Linked DNA regions of Mus musculus: all the other regions are linked to region 1. Evidence: chromatin contacts called from ENCODE POLR2A ChIA-PET data. All regions are on one chromosome and are shown on one strand. The core of a region is the stretch at or near the end of the contact, and the rest is flanking DNA. Distances in the headings are between cores, read along the strand shown.

Region 1 (2,700 bases), core at 100-2,599:
TGGGATGGGGCTAAGGTGTACAGTAGTTGGTTGCCTGGTGTGCTGGAGGCCCTAATTCCATCCTCAGCATAGTCAATAAATTTTTAAAAAGAGAAAAAAAGAAAAAAGGTTCCGAGCTGGAGATGTAGCCCAGTAGAAGTGGTGGCCTCCACCTGTAATCCTAGCATTTGGAAACTGAAGGCGTTCAGGATGTAGTAGAGTTGCTGACGGATCAAGAATTCAAGGACATCGAGAGTTACTACACTGCTATCTCAAAGGGGAAAAAAAAAGTTTTACACCTTGGAGAAGAATATTGATGAAGGATTGCCCTATCTTTTCAACATAAGCTCTTTCAAACTTCTTGATGTATGCAAGAAAAATCTAAGTAAACACACGGAGAACACTTCTGTAAAAGCCTGTCAGTCACCTAAGGTTTGGACTCTATTACCAACTCTGCTGGGTGCCAAACTAGTTGTGGCGACAGGCCACAGCGGTGGTCCCGACTGCGTGCCCTTCATTGCTAGCAGCAGAGGGTTTTACCTGCAGTTCTCCTTGAACCGGCACTTTCCCTCCAGGAAGAACGGACAGGGCTTCAGGGACTTGTGGGTAGGGTATAGGTAGAGGACTCGGACGCACGCAGAACCATCCTCCGCCTCTTCGGCGCCCACTACCATAGCGTTGTGATACTCCAGCGTGCCCCAAGCGCTGTAGTAGGGGGCATTCACTTTAGCACCGCTCAGTTCCTCCAGATCTGGGTCCTCCTCCTCCTCCTCCAGTGCAGAGGAGGTGGATCCCGGCTGCACCTCGCTCCCAGGGGCCGTCTCCGAGTCATTGCAGGGGGCGCCGGGCGCTTCCACTTCCTCCGCAATGGCCTTCTGGAAAGCCAGGTACTCAGCATCCTCTTGAGCTGGGCTCTCCTGGTCCACTGTAGACAGCAGCTTGCTCTTTCTGACCGACAACAGGCTGGCCTCGGTGAGCTCAATCAGCTCCTTTAGATCGCCCTGCAGCTGACGCAGGTCCGCCTGCTCAGAAGCGTCTAGGCCAGCACCGAGCGCCAGCTCTACCTGCTGCAGCTGGGCCCGGTAGGTCTGCAGGGCAGTCTCTAGGTTGTCCTCGTCCATCCCGACCCAGCAGGCAGGATTCGGAACCTTTACCGCAGACAAAAACAGGAGGAAGAGCAGTAAGAACAACTCAGGGCAACGCCGCCCCCAAAACCGCTAGGGAGCCTGAGGAGGGCCGCGGTTCCGCCGAGGGGGACCTGCACGTCACCCGCCCCGTCCTCTGCGGCCCGCAACCCCACCTCCGGCCGGCGCTCGCAGGCTAGAAGGGCTTCCGCCCTCGCCAGCCAAGCTCACGCGCTAGCCTTCTGCCCTCCGCCGGGCACTTCCGCCGGAGAGCCGAAGCTGCCGGAAGTACCTGCGCGCGGGGGCCGCTGGGATGCGATTCCGCCCGTGCTCCGTCCTTCGCTCCTTGTTCCGTCAGGCACTGTGAGGGGTCAGCGTGAGGTCGGTGGGGTTAGGAACGCGGCGGCGGCGGCGGCGGCGGCGGCGGCTCCTCCTCCAAGATCTGAGCAGGTACGGGTGGGCCTCAGCTGGACTGAGGGGCCGGGGTTCTAAAGTCCTGGAACAGGGGGACGGAAGTGGCTTCAGCTGCTGGTTCCCAGGCTCCGTGGGCCCGGCGGCGGCGGGAAGCCGAAGCCGACCCTCCTCAGGAGCTCTGCCTCTCTGGTCGCTTCCTAGACTTAAGTCGCCGGCCGCGTTTCCTGGTTCTGAGTTGAGGGTTCGGAAAGAGGAGCCTTAGGAAGGCGGAGCAGAGCAGGCCGCCACGGGCTTTTCAGGACTCCGAATTGATGGTGCATTATGAAAGATGACATTAAGTGGGAGTGGCCCAGGTCTAGCACGTGGTCAGCGATGGCATCGGGGGAATCAGGGTCAGGGATTTTAACAGAAGAGGCGGGATGGGGGCGAAGAGTCAGGATCCGCGAGGCTACACATTTGAAAACTAGCAGGAGAGGCGGACCGCTGATGAAGCGGGCAGGGCAGGAGGCCGATGCCCCCGGTACACACATTGACATCTCTCAGGGTGCCAGAACAGGATGTACACGCTGCTTTCGGGATTGTACAAGTACATGTTCCAGAAGGATGAATACTGCATCCTGATCCTGGGCCTGGACAATGCTGGGAAGACGGTAGGTCCCTGCTCTCTCACCAGTTCCCATTCCCTGCCTGATCTAACCCCCGCCCCAAGGCTACAGGTTAGTAGTCACCAGCCTCCTGAAGATCAAGCCACAGGCAGAGGCGTGCATGGCTGCATGGGTGTGAAGGGATAGGTGGGAAGGACACCAGAAAACTACTCTAGCTGCTGCTATCTAACCCCCTCTCTTTTTTTCCTCAGACTTTCCTGGAACAGTCAAAAACACGCTTTAACAAGAACTACAAGGGGATGAGTCTATCCAAAATCACCACTACCGTGGGTCTAAACAGTAAGGGGGCACCTTAGGGATATGATCTTAGGAGGTCCCTTAGAGATGGATGCTGTAAGGTCCACAACCCAGCTGACCAGTGGTCAAAACCCTGTCTTTCTATTCTGTGTTCAAGTTCCCTAGGATTGGTACCAGAATGGTTTGTCCCATCCTGGGGAGAGCTGGAACCTTGTGTGTAAAGGTCAGGAGCTAGCTCTTTCTGTACTCTTTCCAGTTGGCACTGTGGACGTGGGAAAGGC
Region 2 (2,700 bases), core at 177-2,676, 160 kb before region 1:
ATTCGACAGTAGACTAGTTACAGCAGTACACAGTGGAATAACAGAGGAGTAGAAACGAAGGATATCTCACATAACAGGAACATGAGAGTGGTCATGAAAAAAATGTCAAGGGTTGAGCACTTAAATTGGTTAAGAGACTAGCAAGGAGGCTGCTGGGGCAAAGAGATTGTGCGGCACGGTGCTTAAAGAATCCAAGGGCAGGTACCCTGTTCCCAAACCCGAACGAATTTAGAGGCTCCACTGGCTCCACACTTGCGGTCCACACACACAGGGCCAGCCTAAGTATGAAAATACTGATACAGGTAACAGATTCGTAACACATATTAAGTTAGAAACTGCGGAAAGTCCTGGCTTTTAATGTCACCTAACAGATCACGCTTTCCTTAAAGAAAGCAAATAAATGAACAAAATTATCCTACGATTAGAGTTTTGTCTTTAGGCAACCACGACAATATATGGGACAATATAATTCTTTGTGTTATTAAGTAGCGTTTTGATGTTTAAACAGACAAACCACTAGCAATTGAGACACACTGCCTATAAAGGATGAATGATCAGCTGAGCGTCCAACAAACGGCGACCCAATTTCCCCAAAGTCCAATCTGAAAACAAATTAAAGCTACCTTTTGCATTATTTTTCCGAAGATGCACTTAATGAATTCGGAGAAATCATCTCCTAGACACAAGGAAAAACAAGTCTTTAATCCAGCCATATAACACAAGTTGGAGCCTAAACGAATGAGTCCCTAATTCTCTCCCCAAAGAGCACGACACAAAATCGCCTCTTAAAATGTCGTCCCTAGGTATATAAACTAGGGGTTTTTTTATACATCAAATGCCTTTGAAATTTACAACTATAAGGCAATTTCTGCGTCCCAGAATGTGAACAAGCCTCGGAGCCTTTACTGCCCGCCTCCCTACACACCAGTTTCTGCGTTCCGGGAGCCGCGGAGGCGGCCGCGCGTGCGAACCGGAGTTGGCCCGGAAAGCCTCGTCTCCGCGCCGCCCCGCCGTGCGCAAGGTCGAGCAGGGCCTAGTGGTGCCCAGGGCCGGGCTCGCCGCCGCTGCTGAGGGTCGCCGCCATTTCCGCTGCGGGCAGCTTTCACCTCCTGCTGCGGCGCCCTCGCCCCACTTCCCCTCCCCTTTGCCCGGCTCCGGCAGCTTGAACCCCGCGGCCCCACCTAATTTGAGAGCCACTGGAGAGTGAGCTCACCTGTCGGCACGCCCGCCGGTCCACCGGTTCCGCGGCTCCGCTTTCCGTCCCGGGGCAGTGGTGGGCAGCCGGCCGGCCTACTGCTCGGCCTGAGGATCCCGGGCGGCGACAGCCGTAGCAGCGGCAGAGGACGGCGGAAGCAACACTGGCGGCAGCAAGAACGCGCACGCTCACTCACTGGCACGCGCGCCCCCGGAAAAAGACGTGTGTTCTGGCAGGTCAGAGCTGGCTGCGCAAGCGCCTAGAACCCAACACTGAGGCCCCGCCCATAGTCGGAGCCAATGTGGCAGCGCCGCACGAAAGCTCCGGAGCTCCGGTAGAACTCGGTCCCCGAAAGGTTGCGCCCCAGTTGACGATCACCGGGAAGGGTTAAGGTGGTGGGCGGAGCCTGCAGCTACTAAGCCGGAAGCTACAGCCCGGGAGCAGAGGCAAGGCCTAGGCTTGCGGGTTCGCCTCTGGAAGGCAGGCAAGTGGCACTCCGCGAGTAAAACTGCTCTTCTTCCAGTTGTTTGCTCAGTGCTTCATATAAGCCTCAAAAAATTTATTACTACTTACCAAAAAACTAGAGAGGGAGACCTTCATTTTCGTCTCAAGGTACTGCCTTGGGACTGACATTTTCGTTCATCCCTGGAGACCACCCAGAAAAGACTTTCCTGCCTTTCTTCCCAGTCACTGAAAAATCAACCGCCATTATTTAGCGATCCTTTAGGAATCGTCTGCAATGATATGCGTGGACGGTTAAGGACTTTTCTTCCCACTCTGTCTCATACAATCCTTGTTCACTCTGTTCACTTACTAAGTAATAAACCTAGTGACCCTTGCCTACTTACGCTGTAACAAACAATTTCAAGTGCTGTGCTTTTTTATTCCAGAGCTACCAATCTTCCTGGCCAGTGTTCCTACAGCTTTACTTTCATTCTTGCCTGCCCACCATTTTTTCTTATAATCTTTTTGGATTATAATTACATCATTTTTCCCCTGCCTCTCTCCAAACCTCTCATATTCACACACACACACACACACACACACTCACCCTTTCAAATTCATAGCCTCTTCTTTGTTGTGATATAGCTCCTAAATATATAAATACAGCCTATTCAGTCTGTATGTTAAGTAGGTATATGTTTTCAAGGCTGATCATTTGCTATGGGAAAACCAATTTCTATGTTCTTCCCTAAAACTGATTATTTCTCCAGCTCTCAGAATTCCTTAGTTAGCTAGGATTGAGGCCCTGTGCGCTTTCTCCCTTACACCATGCTTAGCTGATGTTGTCCTTGCTCAGGTCAGTTAGGCAGCCATGTTGGTTATGTTACTTCACGGATGTAGCTTCTCTGACATTTTAAGGAGATAAATCTTAGAGCGAACTGTCTGGTCCTCTGGTTGTTGCAGCTTTTCCTCCCCTTCTTCCACAATGATCTCTGAGCCTTAAGTTCAGGACTTGTGGTGGAGTTCTATCTGTGGGGACTGGGCTCCACCAATCTGCATTC
Region 3 (2,700 bases), core at 100-2,599, 130 kb before region 1:
ATCCCTGTAAATAACCCTAATAATGCACATTACTTCACTAAAGTAGACTTTGGTGGTATCTGTACCTTTGGTCTGTTCTGAGTTCCCTAGCTGGGATGAGTAGATAGATGTGTGATGCATCTTCCAGGAAAGGTTTTTTTTTTTGGGGGGGGGGTTGTTTTTGTTTTTCGAGACAGGGTTTCTCTGTATAGTCTTGGCTGTCCTGGAACTCACTTTGTAGACCAGGCTGGTCTCCAACTCAAAAATCTGCCTGTCTCTGCCTCCCAAGTGCTGGGATTAAAGGCGTGTGCCACCACACCTGGCTTCCCAGGAAACATTTTGTCACACAACAATGACTGAGTCACATCCTTAGCAGTGTCATTCCAGGGACCAGAATCTACTACTTAAAGATGAAAATAAAACAGTAGATAGCCTTCTGAATTTGCAAATTCCCTTCACAGTAGAAAAAAAAATCCAGAATGTATAAAAACCCAAAATTCTAATGCTTAGGTAATGTGTTAGTGCAAGCCAAACAGTAGAAAGGTTTTTTTTTAATTTAGCCAGTGTAGTTAAGTAAGCATCCCCAGTGTACCACCTTCTCAAGATTTTAATCTCCTGAGCCTGAACCACACTTCTCCGTAGCAACTCCTTACTGGCCTCAGGTGTCTGTTTTGGCAACAGATCTGGTGTTCTGGGTGTGCCCCTGACTCACTCAACCCTTCTCCCTTGAGAATCTCTAAGTAGGCTACAGTGGCGTTACCACCCAAGAGGCGCTGCTCCAAACACAAGGATAGTTGCACCGCCCCTTCCCCGTAGGGAGCCGCCCACAACGTCTCCGCAGGAGCCTAGCACCAGATGTGGTATCCCCTACGGCCCAACGAAAGATAAAGAGCTGCAGAGCCAGCGAGAGGACAGAGGGTGAAGCGCATTAAGGAGAAATGTCTGGAGTTATGAAACTCTAGGAACTGAGAGGGAGCCGAGGAACGCCGCTTCGCAGTGCTCCGAAGGGAGGCCGAGGCGCCAGGGCACACACAGCAAGACCATCGGGAGCCTTGAGGTCAAGGGCCTCTTGGCCGAAGAGAAACAGCGGATTGGTTTGGCAGAGGCTGAGGGGGGGCCGAGTCGCGACTCGGAGGGCGGGAATGCGGCACAGCCCCTGCCCATCCACGGTGCGGGTACCTTGGCTAGCAGAGTCCATGTTCAGGCGGCAGCTGGGTGTAGCTGGCGTCGGTGCTGGGATCGCAGGTCCTACAGGAGCCCAGCCCCGAGGACTGCAAGCTGGCAGCTTCGTACACACGAGCCAGTGGAACTGTAGGGCCGCAGTCGCTTACGTAATCAGCGACGCGCCGCCTTCCTTCCGCTCGGGTTCGTACTCCGCCTTCTTCCCGCCCTCGGTGAAGTAGTGTCCAATAAGAACGTCTTCTGGCCCCACCTAAGACAAATCTTTCAATTTGATAGGTCAGACTGCAGCGAAGCAGGAAGCAATGCTTCTAGTCTGGTTCCACAGTAAGATTCTAGGGTGAAAAAGGGCAGAACAGCTGAAGCTCGAGGCATGGGTGGTTCGGATTGTGTTGCAGTTCGCCGACTTCCCACCTTTAACCTCGGCTGCCCACAAGACTTCTGACTTTGCACCTCGACAGGTCAAACTCAGGCCTATGTACTCCCCAGTCCCCTGTCAACCTCTCCCCACCCCCTGTAAATTCTTTTGGTTTTTGAGTCAGGTTGCTTGCAGCAAAGGACGACCTTGAATTTACTGTGATCTTCCTGCGTCCACCTACCTAGAGCTAGAATTACAGGAGCAAACCATCACAGCTGATTTATACCGTATTGGGGATCGAGAATTCAGAGCTTAATGCATACTGGGCAAACATTGTACCAATTAACTTGCTTTTGCAACCTCTTTATGGAGACTTTTTATTGTCTAGGGAGTGCACTAAAAGTGTAGAGAGCGCGATTCGTCTTCTTGCCCTGCAGGTGCCGCTGTCTCCAGCTGGATTCCCACACTAGTAGGCCAGCTGTTTGGGGGCTGCTGGGCGGCTTGTATTCTGGTACTGGAAGAGTTCACACAGCACTGAACACCTCAGGGACCTGTTGGACCCTCCAAATAACTGAAGCCCAGCCCAGTGTAAGCACTCCGGTATTTTCTCACTTTCTTTTCACAGCATCAGGTGAGCCAGCACTGGCGCCCCCTCCCAGTTTACAGATGAGCAAACTGAGGCTAAAGTAAATTTCCAAAGATCACTCCAGAGCTTTGAGGTTCTTTTTTTTTTTTTTGATTTATTTATTTATTATATGTAAGTACACTGTAGCTGTCTTCAGACACGCCAGAAGAGGGCGTCAGATCTCGTGATCAGATGGTTGTGAGCCACCATGTGGTTGCTGGGATTTGAACTCCTGACCTTCGGAAGAGCAGTCGGGTGCTCTTACCCACTGAGCCATCTCACCAGCCCCGAGCTTTGAGGTTCTTATGGTTTTAGTGTGTCAACACTGACAGGAGAACAAGAGTGCCCCCCCGCCCCATTCCAAATGAGGAAGTCGTGACCATTGGGCAACTCTCTGCTAAAAGCAAGCCTTCCAATTTCTTTTGGCCCTTAATATTTTTCAGAAGAAAAAAAATCCTTAAAACAATATTCCCCCTCTTTCAGAATTGTCCCACCTACAAGATTGAATTTTCAGGGCTGGTTAGATGGCTCAGTAGTTAAGAGCATTGACCACTCTTCC
Region 4 (2,700 bases), core at 44-2,543, 240 kb before region 1:
AAGTCAGAAGACAATTTCAGAGAATCAGTTCTCTCCTCCTACCTCGTGAATTCTGGGAACTCAAACTCAGGGTTGACAGAGCCTTTACCCTCTGAGCCACTTCACCAGCCACCTACTTGCCTTTTTATGTGCCTATACCAAATTCCACGTTTTTCCTTTACTCCCCCAAAATCTGACACTTCGTAAACCCAACTAAAATGCCACACTGCTGAATATCTCTTGACTTCTGTCCTACTTTTTGTGCTTATTTATACCAATACCGAACTTGTCTTGTGAACTGCAAGTCTTCTGAAAACGGCTGTGAATGCCTCCCTTCTCCTACCATTACCAAGGAAGACTTATGTTTCCCTAATCAAATGCATAAAAAGTAGGAAAAATACTATTCATCTACCCAACACCTTATGACTAGTGGCACTGCCATCTCTGTCCAGACGGCTGAGAATTTGAACAGGTGACCTACAGCCACACATCCTAGAGAAAAATGTTTAAGGGAAGAAAGGTATAGCACACTCTTACTGTATACATCAAAGACTCAACTGCTTCTTACAGCCAACTCGCTTACGGATATTACTTCAGACACCAAGACACTGAGATTCAGACCCCTCAGTCATATCTTAGAGTGGTAGTCAGGCCTCATGAACCTACATATTTCGACACATACATACATACATGCATACCCACTTTGTCGGAAAGGCATTATGCCAAATTACCTAGTTGTGGCGGTGAAAGTTAACCTTGTTTTTGAGACAAGGTTTCGTTAAGTAATTCTAGCTGTCCTGAAACTCGCTGTGTAGCCCTGGCTGTTTTGTAATTCGCTATGTAGACGAGGCTGGTCTCTTAACTTAAAAACGAAGGCCTCTGCCCCTGCCCCATCCCATCCCACCCACCCCCCACAACAATGCTGGGGTTAGAGACGTGCGCCACTAGCTCCAGCCCCTGGTTTTTTGTTTTATTTTGAGACGCGGTCTCTCTAGCTCTAGTGGCTGCTAGTCCAGAATCGTTCTCAAATAGGCCAAGAGCGAGCTGTGTTCCAGGGCACCAGGCACCCTACCCGGGGCAAACTCCCCCCCACTGCCTTACCCCCTGCCCAGCCCGGGTACGTAGCCCAGCGGCGCAGGCATGCCCAGGAACGGCTTCTTCTTCTTGTTCATGGCGGTGTTATTGACCGAAACACAGAAAAGCAGGGGAGCAAGTATACGACAGAAGACTCAGAGTCCTCCGGGTGTCGCAGCAGTAAGAGATGCAGGCACTACGTCACCCGCGCACCGGAAGTAGAGAGCTGGGTCACGGAAAGCCCCGCCCACCTAGAGCTTCGGGCGGAAGTCAAAGATGTGGGTTTGCAAAGTGTTTCCGGCCAGCGCTGTGTGCAGTGTTTGTTGCGGGAAGACGCGCGTGCGCGTGACGGTATTCGGTATCGCGCCACAAGGACGTGGGTTCGATTTTCATGCCAGCCTTGACGCGGAGCCGGAACGCATTAGTCCTGTTCAGGAGCGTTCCGGTGCAAGCAAGGCTGCGAAGCCACTTAGTTCAACCACCATAACCACTTCAGACTAGCCTTACTGTACTGAACCGTATGCGGCCACCGACGGTCCAGACTACGCCATCAGATCCGGGACCACTCCAACCCCCGCGCGCCTTCTGAGGACAGATGTATAGTGCACTCAACAGTGTGTGGGCCAGCGTCACAAGCTTGGGAGTGATTGTGTGCCCAGTGGCTTGAGTGGACTCACACCACTCTACTTTGCACAGATATTTTCTGTGTGCAGCTCCTCCCGAAACACAATGCCAGTCCCACCTGTTGTGTAATAATAGCTTCAGGCCGTGAATTAGGCTGTACAGGGCATTAACCCCACGCTATAAAAAGTTGCTTAGCCTCGGCGATGTCTACCTGCAGAAGCAGTATGCCACCCCTGGGAAACAACCCTGCTCCGAGTTAAACCTCAAAAATAGCTGTAAACTCCTGGTAGCTACTCTGTGTGTATGTCCCAGCCCTTTTAGGTTAGGGGCCCTCAGTGTTTAAATAAAGCAGTCTCAGCCCGTTGAGACAGTCTGCCTCTCAGCCTCACTTGTCTTACACCTCCTACACATGGGGAGAGCACCAGACTCTAGGGCCGACAGGAAAAACTGCAAGTTGTGCAGCCTGGACTCTGCTGGATCAGACAACCAGGCCTCTACAGCCAATGCTTTTCAGTGAGGTACTAAAGCAGTCCTGGCTCCCTAGACAGGTTTTTAGGGAGGAGCAGGATTGAGTCTGTGAACACTGACCCACAGGGAACTGTGCCTGACAGAGGGGCTTCACAGAGATAGGAGTATTGCCTGAAGTTCAAAGCAAAGTGGTCCGTAAATGAGGGTCAGCAAATACTCCAGTAAAGAATGAGCTAGTAGCTGACTCAGACAGATACAGACACCAACAGCCAAGCAGTGGATTGAGCTTGAGGATTCTTATGGAAGAACAGGGGAAAGGATTGTGGGTCCTGAAGGGGATAGGAACTCCACAGGAAGACCAACAGAGTCAACTAACCTGGACCCTTGGAGCTCTCAGAGTCTGAACCGCCAACCAAGGAACATACACCGGCTGAACCTAGGTTTCCCCACTCATGCATGGCAGATATGTGGCTTGATGTGGGTCCTAAATAACTGAATCAAGGGCTATCTCTACGTGGAATATGTTCTGCTAGCTGGGCTGCCTTGTCTGGCCTC
Region 5 (2,700 bases), core at 12-2,511, 220 kb before region 1:
GACTCTCCAATTCCTACACACTTTGATGTGGTCAGAGGTGGCTACAGAGGTGGGTATGATCCAGTGTCAAAGGGTAGGCTGGGGCTTTGGAGTGGTTGTGTGCAACTGTGGAAGGGAAGGGGGCCAAAGTGCACTTTTCACAACACCTCTGTGGGGTGTGACCATCCACCCTAGCCTCTCAGGTACTTGGCACTTGTAGGGAGAAGTAGGACCTGGGTTTGCTGGGGGCTGAGTTTTCCAGGACGAACCAGAAAGCCCATATACAGCCTTGCTATGGGACTGTTCTGGGTAACTTGATGTTAGCACTTTAACTCAGTCTTTGAGGTCAGTTTTGGGGCAGCTGTCAAAAGCTGCAGTTGGATAGGTACCAGCCTGTGGTGACTGGTAAGTAGTGGCAAACTAGACTGTAAAGCTCTTCCATGGTGGCAGGGCTCATCGGTCTGCCCACCTCCCTACTATGGCCCAAAGGTAACCACCAGCCTACACAGATCCTCAGTAAGAGGGACCATCATGGCAGAGCTACAGAAGGTGGGTGGGCATAGACTTAGAGGGCCAAACCAACCCTGGGTCCTTGGCAAAATGCAAAAGTCAGGGTCTCTACAGATCTACCTCTGGCTCAGCGCTTGCCCTGCCCTAAAAAAACAGAAGTGCCAAGGGCAGACATTTCATGCAGAACCAGGGTGCACTTTATGTTCCTGCACAGGCAGATGATGGTGCCTCCTGGAGGCTTTGGGATCTTCCTGTCCCTATGGTGGTTCTGAAGGGAGAGCTGTTCCCCTGTTGGGTGAAACCCAGGTCCCTTGCCCTGGAGACCTGGTTTCCCAGGTCACCCCACATACCTGACTGCAGCGCCTCCTAAACTTTGGGTTCCTTGGTTTGGTTATAATGCAGTTCTCATTACACAAGTGCATTTCTGGCTATCACTTGTAACCATAGATATACATGCATATATATTCTATCTACAAAGTGTTTTATTTGCAAGATGTTTTGAGGTGAGCTTTGGTCCTGCCCGCCTTGTGGTCATCTGTCCTCATCCTCATCCCCTGGCCCGGAGTGGTGCGGTGGTGGGCCATCAACTATGTATTAAAGTCACTGTATCAAATAAATGTTTATTGATTTTTTTTTTCCAGGGATTTTGTGTGGCTGAGTTTGTGTTGAGGCAAAGGTCATTCTCGGGGCTTGCCGCACGGCCTTGTGGGGATTGTAGTCCGCAGCGTGCCTGCCTCCCGGTGCGCCTCCCCGGCCTCCGCCAGGTTCGGGACGCCATGGCTGCGCCGCCGGCCTCAATGAGCGCCGCCCCTTCGCCCCTGCAGTCTGCTGTGGCCCCAGACGTGCCTGGCCGCCAGGCCGAGCAGAATGAAACGGCGTGCGAGGACCGGTAGGCGCGGGCCTGAATAAGGCAGGGGCCGCGCTTGTCTCTTGGGAGGGGTCGGAGCACGGCTTGCATCTCTTCCTAGAGCCGGGACGGCTCCCGGCATCTCCATAGATGGGCAGCTTGATCTCTACAGCCTTGTGGATCCTGGACAGGTTTCGGCGGCTCTCCAGCGCCCTGGGGCCTCCTGGGCTATGTGTCAGCCACCCCCTGCCAGGGAGAGGGAGGTGGCAGACGACCTGGAGGGCCCCAGCGGACGGAAGGCGGAACTGGCCCAAGCTCCAGCTTTTGGAGGCACTGAGAATGGAAACCTGTTTGACATCTTTAGCGTGGGTCTCTGTTCCTAGTGGGTGCGCACTTGGCTCTGGGCCCCCAGCTGGGCGGTAGGCGTGTTCGACCTTCTGAGTTCGTCGAAATTGAGCGCAAAGTTGCACCTGGCGGCCAGTGGTGCTTGTGAATGTAAGATGGGGTGGTGATTGCCACCTGTCCGAGAGTTTGGGGGCCTTTGAGACTTTCGAGGCTTTCAGGAGAATGGAAGGGGAGATAAGGGTCCTTGTAGGAAGTAGGAGACTTAAGGGTCCTTGTCTTCACTCGGCCTGATCATCACTTGTAGCAACTCTAGGTCGTGGCCGCCAGGGGGCAGTGACCATGCTTGGAAACTGCTCGTGACACCTCTTCCGGTCTGTATGAGTCAGTTGAAGGCCAAATGTCTTCCGGCTTTGCATGCCACAGTGCACCGCCTGAGAAGCTGTAACCCCGGACGCCTTTAGAAAGTGAGGTGCTGGCAGTGGATGAGGTGAATCCCAGCTAGTTCACACACTCCAGGCATTCTGACCAGGAGTCAGACTTTGTGAGGCCGTGGCCAAATTCCTCCTCCGAAGGTTCCTGGGGATACACCTTGAGAAGATACAAACTGCCCTGGTGCCTCAGGCACTGGCAGCAGTAGGGGAGGGAGTCGCTGGTAGACTAAAGCCCAGCTTGAGGTTTCTCCTATTGCCTTTCCCAGCACCTGGCTCCCTATCTGCCTGCCCCTGAGGCCTTTTCCTTGGAGTTGTCTGACCTTAGCCAGCACCGCCATTGGCTTTCATGTCGATATGCAAAGTGGAGATGGATTTGGGATTAGAGAGTGGAGAGAAGTTAATAGGTACTCACCCAGAGCCTTGGGGGGGGGGGGGGGAGGCAGGTTGGCAAGTGAGGCCATGAAAGCCTTTAATCCCCCAGTCCTATGTCTACCTTGTAAAAATGGCTTTGATGACTCTGAACCGCCTTCTGCCTCTTGCAGGAATTCCACAGTAGCACCGGGATGGGTTGCTTGACTAGATTTAACC

The links. ChIA-PET counts read pairs that join two places held with the same protein, here RNA polymerase II (POLR2A).
Region 2: POLR2A ChIA-PET joins it to region 1 with 18 read pairs in Patski. The contact joins the promoter of Dnajc5 here to the promoter of Zgpat in region 1. POLR2A ChIA-PET finds 5 or more read pairs at or near these places in 3 of 5 experiments (Patski and embryonic stem cell).
Region 3: POLR2A ChIA-PET joins it to region 1 with 10 read pairs in Patski. The contact joins the promoter of Tpd52l2 here to the promoter of Zgpat in region 1. POLR2A ChIA-PET finds 5 or more read pairs at or near these places in 3 of 5 experiments (Patski and embryonic stem cell).
Region 4: POLR2A ChIA-PET joins it to region 1 with 27 read pairs in Patski. The contact joins the promoter of Prpf6 here to the promoter of Zgpat in region 1. POLR2A ChIA-PET finds 5 or more read pairs at or near these places in 2 of 5 experiments (Patski and embryonic stem cell).
Region 5: POLR2A ChIA-PET joins it to region 1 with 10 read pairs in Patski. The contact joins the promoter of Uckl1 here to the promoter of Zgpat in region 1. POLR2A ChIA-PET finds 5 or more read pairs at or near these places in 2 of 5 experiments (Patski and embryonic stem cell).

What each region holds. Positions count from the first base shown.
Region 1 is chr2:181,364,072-181,366,771 of GRCm38, reverse strand. Zgpat (zinc finger, CCCH-type with G patch domain) reads right to left here and starts at 1,349. Exons shown (of 6, transcript NM_001048148.1): 1 at 520-1,349. The coding sequence starts at 1,100. Arfrp1 (ADP-ribosylation factor related protein 1) reads left to right here and starts at 1,368. Exons shown (of 8, transcript NM_029702.4): 1 at 1,368-1,553; 2 at 2,061-2,167; 3 at 2,374-2,461; 4 at 2,676-2,700. The coding sequence starts at 2,075.
Region 2 is chr2:181,519,211-181,521,910 of GRCm38, reverse strand. Dnajc5 (DnaJ heat shock protein family (Hsp40) member C5) reads right to left here and starts at 1,426. Exons shown (of 5, transcript NM_016775.3): 1 at 1,214-1,426.
Region 3 is chr2:181,495,791-181,498,490 of GRCm38, reverse strand. It overlaps Tpd52l2 (tumor protein D52-like 2), which reads right to left and starts at 1,349. Exons shown (of 9, transcript NM_001373959.1): 1 at 1,159-1,349. The coding sequence starts at 1,177.
Region 4 is chr2:181,599,912-181,602,611 of GRCm38, reverse strand. It overlaps Prpf6 (pre-mRNA splicing factor 6), which reads right to left and starts at 1,293. Exons shown (of 21, transcript NM_133701.2): 1 at 1,081-1,293. The coding sequence starts at 1,151.
Region 5 is chr2:181,580,534-181,583,233 of GRCm38, reverse strand. It overlaps Uckl1 (uridine-cytidine kinase 1-like 1), which reads left to right and starts at 1,261. Exons shown (of 15, transcript NM_026765.3): 1 at 1,261-1,378. The coding sequence starts at 1,266. Zfp512b (zinc finger protein 512B) reads left to right here. Exons shown (of 17, transcript NM_001164597.1): 17 at 1-1,131. It overlaps Uckl1os (uridine-cytidine kinase 1-like 1, opposite strand), which reads right to left. Exons shown (of 3, transcript NR_027289.1): 2 at 2,606-2,700.